Linked DNA regions of Mus musculus: regions 2, 3 and 4 are each linked to region 1. A link is a loop called in an ENCODE intact Hi-C map of the cell type or tissue named here. Cell type or tissue: left cerebral cortex. All regions are shown on one strand.

Region 1 (2,500 bases):
AAAACCCTGCAGAACTGAAGTTAGGAAACAATCCTCTAATCTTTCAGAGAGACTATGTTTCTAGATACTCGCCAGTGTTCCGAAGTCCACTGGTCATGGTGCCACTCCTCGTTCAGTTCATTCTTTTAGCGCCCTTAATCCAGTCATTAGTGTTCATTGTCTCCAATTAACAACAACAACAACAACAACAACATGTCATTAAGACACTGATATTTGAAACTTTTCTCCACTCATCCACTTGACAGCCCATGCACACCCCTATCCATCCTTTAGGGCTGTCAGCCATCTTTTAATCTCAACTGGGGGGTGGGGAGTGGAGGGGGGGAGGTCTGAAGTTAATGAACATGATGAGGTTCCAAAGCAGGTGGGAATCTCTGCCTCAGACAAATGTTTCTTTTCACTTGGTGACAGGTGGCTGAAAGTTGCCAGAGCCGGGAAGAGCTTCCAGGACGGGACTAGTACATATAAACAGATTCCAAAAGTTCCGAGTAGAACACAGAATTAGAGAAGGGTAAGGACCATCGAGGAGGGAGGACAGCACCATCAGCGACTAGCATTGCTCTACTGAGTGCCCAGAGCAGTGATCCTCTCAGAACAAGTGATCCCAAGCAGTTCAAAGGGAAAGGCTGCTCATGTCACTGCTAGGGCAGTGGAGCGATCACCTTCTCTTGGGGGACACTTAGGAGCCAGGTCTGCCAGTAGGGCGGCTGAACTCGATGGCACGGATGTTGGGGAAAGGGAAGCAGACAGTACCCGCGCGCGTTCCGGGCAAGCGTGTGACCCGTGGGTGCGCGGCCTGGAGGTTCTAGGCGAGCACGGCGTTTCGAGCGTGGCGCTGATGGCGCTGAGCGTGCGAGCGGGTTAGACCGTAGTCACCCGGCCACCCCTCCCAGCCATCCCTCGTGGACAGCCCGGCTGCAACCCAGTCCCCGCCTGGGAGGCGCCCCTTCCCCGCCCGCTCCCTCGGCGTCCCGCTTTAGGACTCGGGGTTCTGCCCAGTCACCTACCGGCGGAGCGCCGTTGTCCTCAAACAAGCGAGTGTGGCGCTTCGCTGGCCAGCGATCGCTCCGGGCCCCTGCTGCCCCTCCTCGACCACGCCCCCGTGCCTATCCCCGCCCCGGGCCACGCCTCCCCCCGTGGCTGCGACTTTGCTAGCTTCCCGCCTCCTTTCTTTGGCCGCACCGCGACCCTTGATCCCACCCATTCCTATAAGTTAGCCAATAAAACGCCTTGATCCGGTCGGCCTGCCGGCCACTCCTCAGCAGCGATTGGCTAGCGAGGCCTCCCCAAAATGGGCACTGTTTCCGGCCAGGGTATCCAGCGCCGAAGGCTGGGTGGATGGGCGGTCTGTAGGCGAAGGAGGCCAGGGTGTTGGTTGAACTACACATGCGCTCTCGCCTTCTGGCAAATCTTACGGGCTGCATTCTTTTTGAGGTTACGGGAAGGAAGGGCGACTGTACGCATGCGTGGGCATTCCCGGCTTCGGCTTTGGTTACCTTGGAGACGGCGGGGCGCTCTCGCTCTGAGGTCTTGGGTTTCTCTGCTTTCTGCTTGAGGGCGAGGCTGCTTCGTGGGGGCCTGGTGGGGCCAGAAACATTTTTATGGAGCACGTAGAGTGAGCCCGGTTCTGTAAAGTGTGTGGAGATGAGGTTGCTCTGCCTACCCTCGAGAAGTGTGGGGAGCCAAAGGCCTATGTAGGACAGACCGGGTGTTGAAACGCTCTAAGGGAGTGTGCAGATGTGGTACAGTCTCCTTCCACCCCGAGAAGCTTCATGGTGTGTGTGCTGAGCACGGGATCCATTCTAAACTACAGAGTCAGGAAGACTTGGTCTTTGAAAACGTGCTCTCTACAGTGCCCTTTTTATGGGGCCGGGAAAGAGTGTAGGGAATTTATGGATTTTTTTTTTCTTTTCTAACTTTGCTAATGGGCTTCCTACTGTACCACAAGCTTCTGTTTACTGGTAATAAGAAATTACAAATATGTGTTTTTTAAAAAAATGTTTCCAGAATAAAAGATGCGCTGCGACCTTAGAGACTCTGCAAGGAATCCTAACTGCAGATGCAGGGACTGGTGGTATGGTGGGAGTGGCAGCCATATTCTTGGCTGGTTTGAGAAATAAGGAACGGCCTGTCTGGAAAGGTTTGAGCCAGGGCCAGACCACTGTCTGCTTGTGACCACTTTGCAGACCTAGCTTCTTTCTGGAGACAAGTTCAAGCCGACATCTGTTGTTGGACACCGAGAAAGGCCATTCATTTAGACAATGTGGAAACCCCACAACCTGGCCTGCATTCAGGAGGCTGAGGCAGGAGGATGACAAGTTTGAAGCTAGTCTGAGCTGCATAGCCTGACTTCTATGTGGAAACAAAGCCAACTAGATGAGAACCTGAGAGACTCACCCCTCTCCCCTGGGCCAGAAATATGTTAGAGCAAAGCCTGCAGTTGCCCATAGTCCATTGTTACGTTAGTGTCAACCGTGTCAAGAGTTGTCCCTGGAAGCCT
Region 2 (2,500 bases), 69 kb before region 1:
TACCTCAGGCAGGGAAGAGCCTCCAACACCCAAGGTAGGCAGCTGGCCCCAGGCCCAGGCTCAGGAATGGGATTCAGGAATTTATAGCATCCTTTTCATCCTGTCTCACCCCTACACTTTCAGTGTTGACATAGATTCTGCCCAGAGACAAGGACAGTGCCCCAGAAGCCAGGAGAGGAAGCAGGCATAGGTCCCTCCTGCCTTAGCAGGCTATCCTTGCTGTGAAGAACTACACAGATGTTCTGGAGTGGGTGTGGTGTTAAGTATCCTAAAGTTAGGGTTGCCTTTCTCCTCAGTCTCCACCCAAGGCCCGGCGACAACAGATGGACCTCATCTCTGAGCTAAAACGGAAGCAGCAGAAAGAGCCACTCATCTACGAGAGTGACCGAGATGGGGCCATCGAGGACATCATCACAGGTGAGAGCCAGGCCACTGTCCCGTCTCCAGTCTCCATTATGTCCTTCTCTTCCTCTATTTCTCCCCACGCTGAGGGGTCTGCTGCCTCCTCCCACCTCCGTTCTCATTGCGCAGCCCTGGCTTGCCTGGAACTTGCTGTGTAGACCAGGCTGTCCTCAAACTCAGAGATTCTCTTATCTCTGCTCCTGCAGTGGTGGGATCAAAGCCGTTCATATGCCAAGATGCCTGGTCTGCATATCTCTTGCTACCTTTTCTGTTTTTCTTCTCTCTCTCTCTCTCTCTCTCTCTCTCTCTCTCTCTCTCTCTCTCTCTCTCTCTCTCTCTCTCTCTCTACCTTCTATTCCTCAAAACCTCAGTGCTGAAGACAGTGCCCTTCACTGCCCGCACCGGCAAGCGGACATCCCGGCTCCTCTGTGAGGCCAGCCTGGGAGAGGAGATGACCCTTTAGCTCCCAGGTACCTAGATAACCTGGTCTGTGACTCCAGTGCTGGTGGAAGCCTGGGAATTTGGGGCGCGCGCGCACGGGGGGGGGAGGGGCAGACATGCTTCCCCATCCTGGGCCACTACATGGCTGGGATGTTTTAGAGGGTGGTGTTTCTGGCTGTGGTAAATGAGTGTCCCCTTCCACGTGTACAAAATCAAGTCCTTAGAAAGATGAGCCTGTGCCCTGAAGCCTGGGCCAATGTGCTTCCTTTGCCCGCCAGATCTTCGGAACCAGCCCTACATCCGTGCAGACACAGGACGTCGAAGTGCTCGCCGGCGCCCCCCTGGACCCCCACTGCCGGTCACTACTGACCTCGCGCTGTAGTCACTGTTTCTGCTGGTGGATTCTAAAAGGCTGTAGGCAGGCTGGAGCTCAAAGAAGGTGGTCCTTAGCTCGGCTGGGTCGGGCGTCCTCTCCTCCTGCCGACTACTAGCCTTGAAGACTCCTCCACTCCACTCCACCCCCACCCCCCACCCCCCCAAAAACTGGTCGTAGCACCCTCTCCCTCCAATAGCCATACTCAGCCTGAGCGGGAGCCTGGCCTGTAACTTATAAAGTGCACCTCGCCGCCGCCCTAGCTCGGAAGACCCTCTATGGACCTTATTTTTATACAAGATTAATAAAGATGTTTGCAAAAGACGTGCGTCGGCTCGGTGCCTGATCCCACTAGGCGCAGCCAGTTTCGCTCAGCAAACTGTTTACTTGTACAAGCTCTTCATAGCACATCTCTGGAAACAGGCTGGCGAAGGGGAGGAGGGGTGCTTCTGCACTAGAGTTGGCGGGGAGGAAGCCAGCTTCGAGGGGCGCATTTGCTCCAGCGGCTGGCTCGTTAGCCCGGCGGGAGGGCGGAGGGGACCTGTGGAAGATCGAGGGGGCTATTCGTTAGGGGCGCCCTGCGCGATCAGCATCACCTGGGTGTACCTTCTGTGCTCCCCATTTCTTTTGGCTCAGGTCCCACTCTAACCCCAGCCTCTGCTGCCTGACAATCACGCCCCATCTGCCGTTCCGCCTCTGCTCCATCTGCCCTGTCCTTAAGAGTATCTGGGGATTCTCACCTTTGCTGAGTGGCCCAAGGTTGGGAGGGAGCTTGGGGCGGCCTGGCTGTTGGGGCTTGGGGAGGCGGACGTCGGACCCTGGAACTCGAGCCTTGCGTTCTGGCCTTGGGCGCCCGGCGAGGTTGGGGATCTGAGTGTAGGGGCTGCGCCCACCTGGGCCGGGAACCCAGAGGAGGAAGAGGCGGGGACAGTATTGGGAGGGGCCCCGCGGGAGCAGGAGGTGGCGGTGGCCTGGGCTACGGATGACCCGGAGCATCCCCCTCCCGTGGGGTCCCGCCCCGTGTCTGAGACTCCCCCACCCCCAGCCCGTGGATCGGCTCGGGGCGCACCTGCTCTGCACAGTGTGTGCAGGGAGCGCGCCAGCTGAGAGCTGGAGAGGCCATTGAGGCGCGCAGCTTGGCAGAAGAAGGTGAGGCCCGTGTGCGCACGCGCAGGCCGGCCCTGGCGCGCCCGGTTCCGAGCGCACAAGCTCATCCGCAGGGCCTGCTGCTTCTTGAAATAGTAGCTTGGGGGAAAAAAGTGGGACAGCGGGCTCAGACACTGC
Region 3 (2,500 bases), 58 kb after region 1:
TAAAGAGGTGAGCACTCAGGACCTCTGGGAACTTTCTCTGGATGTACCAGGAACATCTCACAGAGTTAAAAAAGAAACAGCGTCTAGACGGCAGCACGCATGCTCACTGTTACGCTTCTGTGCCCTCGTCACTCTGGATAGGACCTGGGCACCTCTTGTACTTGTGCCAGCTGGTGCCGTCCTCCTTGTGAGCCTCACACACCGCCCAGTCAGCATCTGAGCACTGAATGTGGAGAGGGTCTTTAGGAGGGTTGACAGAATGTGATGGACACCTGAGGAACGTTGTTCGGCTGACGGTGTGGAGACAGACTGTGAGACAGGTTGGTTGGTTGATGTAAAGTGGGGCAGAGAACCTTCTGGGAGCTCACAGCTAGAAGACTGAGGAGAGAGAAGGCTGGAAGGAGTAGCGTGCCGAGGGAAGGGAGATGCTGGGACAGTCATCGTTCAGTGTTCATGTGTAGGTGACAAGGAGCAGCAGTCAGCCAGTCAGACAGACAAAAACTCCTATTCTTGATGGACTCTTGGGTTTATGGAAAAGACAGCCTGGGAAGGGCAAAAGCTTCTCAAGCAAACAGGAGGCAGCGGGCAGTTGGGCAGCTTTTCCCTGGGAGGTGTAAACACCTGTTTACTTACCCTGCATAAGGCACCAACAATGGACCAGAAATTATTGCCCCCATGTCTGAGTCTTGTTCGTGGAGACGGTGATTGTTGGGGTTGCTCTTCAGGAGCACAGGCGCCTCAGACAGCTGCATCATGACAAAGCCCGTCCGCTTCAGTCTGGCAGGGCTTCCTTCCAGGTTTTCAGTGTCATCTGGTGCCAGCACACAGCAAAGGCTCGTTAAGGTCCTTCGCCCAGGCCAGATGCATGCTTGGAGAGCGTGTTAGAGAACGCTTGGAGTGTGAAGGGGTCTCTAGAGAAGAAGGGGCCGTGAGTGGGGTGAGAAATTGATACCCAGCGCCACCGCGGACTTGGGAGACCTGGAAATGTGAGGTAGCATGGGTGGGGGGAGGTACTCAGACATCCTCAACAACAATGACCTCTGACTGGGGGAGCTCCCCCCCCCATCTCCTTTCCAAGTTTTGTCTCTTCTAAGGGTATGTGTCCTTTGCTTTACCCCAGCCTTAGAGCTTAAAGTCACACGGAAACCTGTGGGCTAGGACATACTGGAGAAGACACTTGGGTTCGCTTGGCTCATACAAAGTCCCAAAGTGTCCCCTCTCGCTCTGGGTGTGTCTGTGGGATTACCTCTCAGGAAAAAGGGCTCTCGTGCCCCCTGCTGGCAGCTCTGCTCCAAGCATCCCTGTCACTCGCTGAGGATGCTACGGGAAGGTGAGCACCTTTGTGAGAAGCAAGGCGGGTTTCCAGGCTGTAGGGGCTGAGGGGTGGGGGTGGAAGTGGGGTGGGGGCAGGGCATGGGTAGAGGTAGGGAGCGTTGGGGTGGGGTTGGGGAGGGTGGAATACTGACCTGCCAGAGTGGAGGATTGGTTATTCTTCGGAACTCTGGAGGTTTCCAAATTGGTTCACCTCCCTTTATCCTTTACCTCAAGCTAGGAGTGACTTTTCAAAAACCTATCAGAGGCAGTCCTCGGAACCACAAGCCTCATCACTGGTTCTTTTGGGTCTGAAGCCCCTTGTGCCCAGTGCAGAGAGCCCAGTCTCCAGAGGCTACACGCTGTATGAGTTCATCTACAAAACCGTTTCAAAGGAAGAAATGAGAAATGGAGAAAGACCAGGTTGTCAATTGGGGAAGAGACAGGGAGATGTGAAGATAGAGGAACCCCTGGAGGGGGGCTGATGAGGATAGAAACATTTGTTGCTCTTGCATAGGACCCTGGTTCAAGTCCCATCATCCTCACAGCAGCTCACAATTGTCTGTAACTGCAGTTTCGGGGTATCTGAATGTCTTCTTCTGGCACAGGTGGCCACCAGTCAAATACCTACACACAGGCAAAAGTACTCATGAACTTAAAATAATAAGTTAGGGCTGGAGAGGTGGCTCAGCGATTAAGAGCACTGGCTGCTCTTCCAGAGGTCTTGAGTTCAATTCCCAGCAACCACATAGTGGTTCACAACCATCTGTAATGTGATCTGATGCCCTCTTCTGGCACATAGGTGTACATGCAGATAGAGCACTCACATACATTAAATGAATAAATAAAACCTTTTGAAAAAATAAATAAAAATAACATAAAATAGAAATTCCATCCCATTCCTGCTTCCCCAGTTTTGGTAGTAGAGGTTGCCTAGAGCCTCTCACGTTCTGAGCAGGTGTTCTTTGGGTAAGCTGTCTCCCAAGAATGTTGTTTTTGTTTTTGTTTTGGACAGGGTCTTACTCTGTAGCTCTGACTTGCCTAGAACTCACTATATAGACCAGGCTGGCCTCAAGCTCGCAGAGACTCACCTGCTTCTGCCTCCCAAGAGCTGGGGTTAAAGGCATGCACCACCATGTCTGGCAGATATGGGGGTTTTTGAAACAATAGAACCATTCTGTTTTGATTG
Region 4 (2,500 bases), 150 kb before region 1:
TCCAGAACCCGCCCCATCTCCTCTGTAATTGGTCTTCCTTCCTCGGAGAGACGAATAACTCTTGCCCAATGACTGCTCACGTTTCTTCAGCGAGAGCTAAGCGATGGAAGAAGGCGGCCTGGGAGACGCCCCCTACGCATTCTATGATTGGCTACGTTGCACGGCGCGCGAGGACGGCGGGCCCGAAAGAAGGGAACTACGACTCCCGGCTGCCCCACACCTGGACTCCGTTACGCATGCGCATGGGCGGGGCTTACAAGCTTCTATATATAAGAGGCGCCGAGGGCTTGGAGACAGCAGTTGGAAGTTGGCAGGTGGAAAGTCAGGTTGGGAGGGGAAGCCGGAGGAGGAGGCGGAAGAAGAGCTGTCTGAAGGGGGAGGGAGGGAGGGAGGAAAAGAGGAGGAGGCGGAGGAGAACTGAGCGGAGCATCGAGCCAGAGGGGAGATGAGTTTGTCTGTCCTCGGCTAAGGCTCCGGCCCGGCCTGAGGAACTGGGAGCTCGGGTTGGAGCGACACCCGTGGAAGTGGGAGGTGGCGGCTCTGGGACTTTAACCCCTTGTGGGCTCTGCGGCAGGGGATTTAACCCTTTGTGGATTCGGCCCCTCCGAGGCAGCGTCATCGGGTAGTTTTAACCCTTTCGGGTTGGGTTTAACCCATTGGACTTAAACCTCCTCTCCTTGCGCACCAACTCCTCGTCTGTGGGAGCACTCGGCGGGGAGGCGTGAAGCCCACCCCTCTGCATATTTGCATACGGTGCCTGCTGCTGAACCCCCGGACCTGCTAGTTGGCCACGCTTGTGTGCGCTTAACCCTTTATTGACTGGACTCCAAGTTGCGATTGGAGTTTGCTGACAGGACGGACGGAAGGCGTCACTGCAGAAATTACTGACCGAAGAGGACTTTGTTGGACATATTTTGAAAAGAAAGAAAAACCTCTTTCCTTAAGCCAGAATTTCTCAAACTTCCAGAAGAGAACTCTACTAAGCCATGGCCGAGCCACTCTTGACAGAACATCAACACCAGCCTCAAACTAGCAACTGTACAGGTGCTGCTGTTGTCCATGAAGAGCATACCTCTGAGCGCCCCCCAAGCGCGGAGGAACGGGTGCCCAAGGAGGACAGTAGGTGGCAATCGAGAGCGTCCTTGCAGTCCGGTAGCCGTCCAGGGCAGGAGGGAGAAGGGGGCCTGAAGCACCAGCTGCCCCCATTGCAGACGAATGCCTGTCCAGAATTGAGCTCCCTGGAGAAGGGCGAGAAGGGCCAGAATGGGGAGGACTTATCCACTGGCGGTGCCTCCCCGTCGGCGGAGGGAGAGCCGATGTCAGAGTCCCTCGTGCAGCCAGGTCATGACTCGGAGGCCACCAAGCAGGAGGCTCCTGCCGCCGGAGGCGAGGAGCCATGGGGACAGCAACAGAGACAGCTGGGCAAGAAAAAACATCGGAGACGCCCCTCAAAGAAGAAGCGGCATTGGAAGCCCTACTACAAGCTGACTTGGGAGGAGAAGAAAAAGTTCGACGAGAAGCAGAGCCTGCGAGCTTCGCGGGTTCGAGCCGAGATGTTCGCCAAGGGCCAGCCAGTTGCGCCCTATAACACCACGCAGTTCCTCATGGATGACCACGATCAGGAGGAGCCTGATCTCAAAACCGGCCTTTACCCCAAGCGGGCAGCCGCCAAATCCGACGACACCAGCGATGAGGATTTTGTGGAAGAAGCTGGTGAGGAAGACGGAGGCAGCGATGGCATGGGAGGGGACGGCAGCGAGTTTCTGCAGCGGGACTTCTCGGAGACGTACGAGCGGTACCACGCCGAGAGCCTGCAGAACATGAGCAAGCAGGAGCTCATCAAAGAGTACCTGGAGCTGGAGAAGTGCCTCTCCCGCAAGGAGGACGAAAATAACCGGCTGCGGCTGGAAAGCAAGCGGCTGGGAGGCGTCGACGCGCGAGTGCGGGAGCTCGAGCTAGAGCTGGACCGGCTGCGCGCTGAGAACCTCCAGCTGCTGACCGAGAACGAACTGCACCGGCAGCAGGAGCGAGCGCCTCTTTCCAAGTTCGGCGACTAGACTGAAAACTTTTGGGGGGAGGGGGCAAAGGGGACTTTTTACAGTGCTGGAATGTAACATTATATACATGTGTATATAAGACAGCGGACCTTTTTATGACACATAATCAGAAGAGAAAATCGCCCCGGCTTTGGTTTGGTAAATTTAGCTATGATGTTGCTTGTGTGCTTTCTCCTGTTCTTTAATTATGTGAAACTGAAGGGTTGCTTTTCATGTTTTCCTCCTTAGATGTTGTTTCTTAATGTGCAAGTAATCTGACCAAGTTATAATGCATTTTTCTGTTTTAAAAAAAAAATCCCCTCCTTAAGCGGAGCTATAAGGTGGCCAAATCTGAGACCCATTACATTCATTCTAGTTATAATAAATTTAATGTTTGTAAATGTAACAGTTTCAGTGTGATTTCTAGAGATTAAAAATCGTGCTGGTTTGTGTGACTGCACTTT

Evidence for each region. Peaks named below come from ENCODE experiments on the same cell type or tissue, not always from the same donor. Only the 100,000 strongest peaks of a DNase experiment are listed, where the experiment ranks them.
Region 2: it touches region 1 in a loop (6-fold over the local background); 2 of 42 quality-filtered maps call a loop at or near these places.
Region 3: it touches region 1 in a loop (3-fold over the local background); 12 of 42 quality-filtered maps call a loop at or near these places.
Region 4: it touches region 1 in a loop (2.8-fold over the local background); 4 of 42 quality-filtered maps call a loop at or near these places.

The regions. Positions count from the first base shown.
Region 1 is chr11:103,266,331-103,268,830 of GRCm38, forward strand. It overlaps Map3k14 (mitogen-activated protein kinase kinase kinase 14), which reads right to left and starts at 1,071. Exons shown (of 16, transcript NM_016896.3): 1 at 1,008-1,071. In left cerebral cortex, a CTCF peak has its summit at 986; a DNase peak (open chromatin) is centred at 1,304; H3K4me3 peaks cover 1,740 bases; H3K27ac peaks cover 1,677 bases.
Region 2 is chr11:103,197,362-103,199,861 of GRCm38, forward strand. It overlaps Fmnl1 (formin-like 1), which reads left to right. Exons shown (of 26, transcript NM_001077698.1): 24 at 1-34; 25 at 297-417; 26 at 1,122-1,539. The coding sequence ends at 1,225. It overlaps Efcab15 (EF-hand calcium binding domain 15), which reads right to left. Exons shown (of 10, transcript NM_001254724.2): 8 at 2,286-2,461; 9 at 1,957-2,109; 10 at 1,583-1,757. The coding sequence ends at 1,600. Among named protein-coding and RNA genes, the nearest start is that of Efcab15, 9.9 kb to the right of the region's middle. In left cerebral cortex, no CTCF peak of the experiment used is centred here; DNase peaks (open chromatin) are centred at 236, 1,305, 1,660, 1,856 and 1 more place; H3K4me3 peaks cover 2,129 bases; H3K27ac peaks cover 2,500 bases.
Region 3 is chr11:103,324,139-103,326,638 of GRCm38, forward strand. No RefSeq gene overlaps it. Among named protein-coding and RNA genes, the nearest start is that of Arhgap27os3, 19 kb to the right of the region's middle. In left cerebral cortex, CTCF peaks have their summits at 1,275 (motif pointing left) and 2,105 (motif pointing left); a DNase peak (open chromatin) is centred at 1,268.
Region 4 is chr11:103,115,936-103,118,435 of GRCm38, forward strand. It overlaps Hexim1 (hexamethylene bis-acetamide inducible 1), which reads left to right and starts at 390. Exons shown (of 1, transcript NM_138753.2): 1 at 390-2,500. The coding sequence starts at 987. The coding sequence ends at 2,057. In left cerebral cortex, a CTCF peak has its summit at 1,105 (motif pointing right); DNase peaks (open chromatin) are centred at 186, 1,147 and 1,782; H3K4me3 peaks cover 2,323 bases; H3K27ac peaks cover 2,023 bases.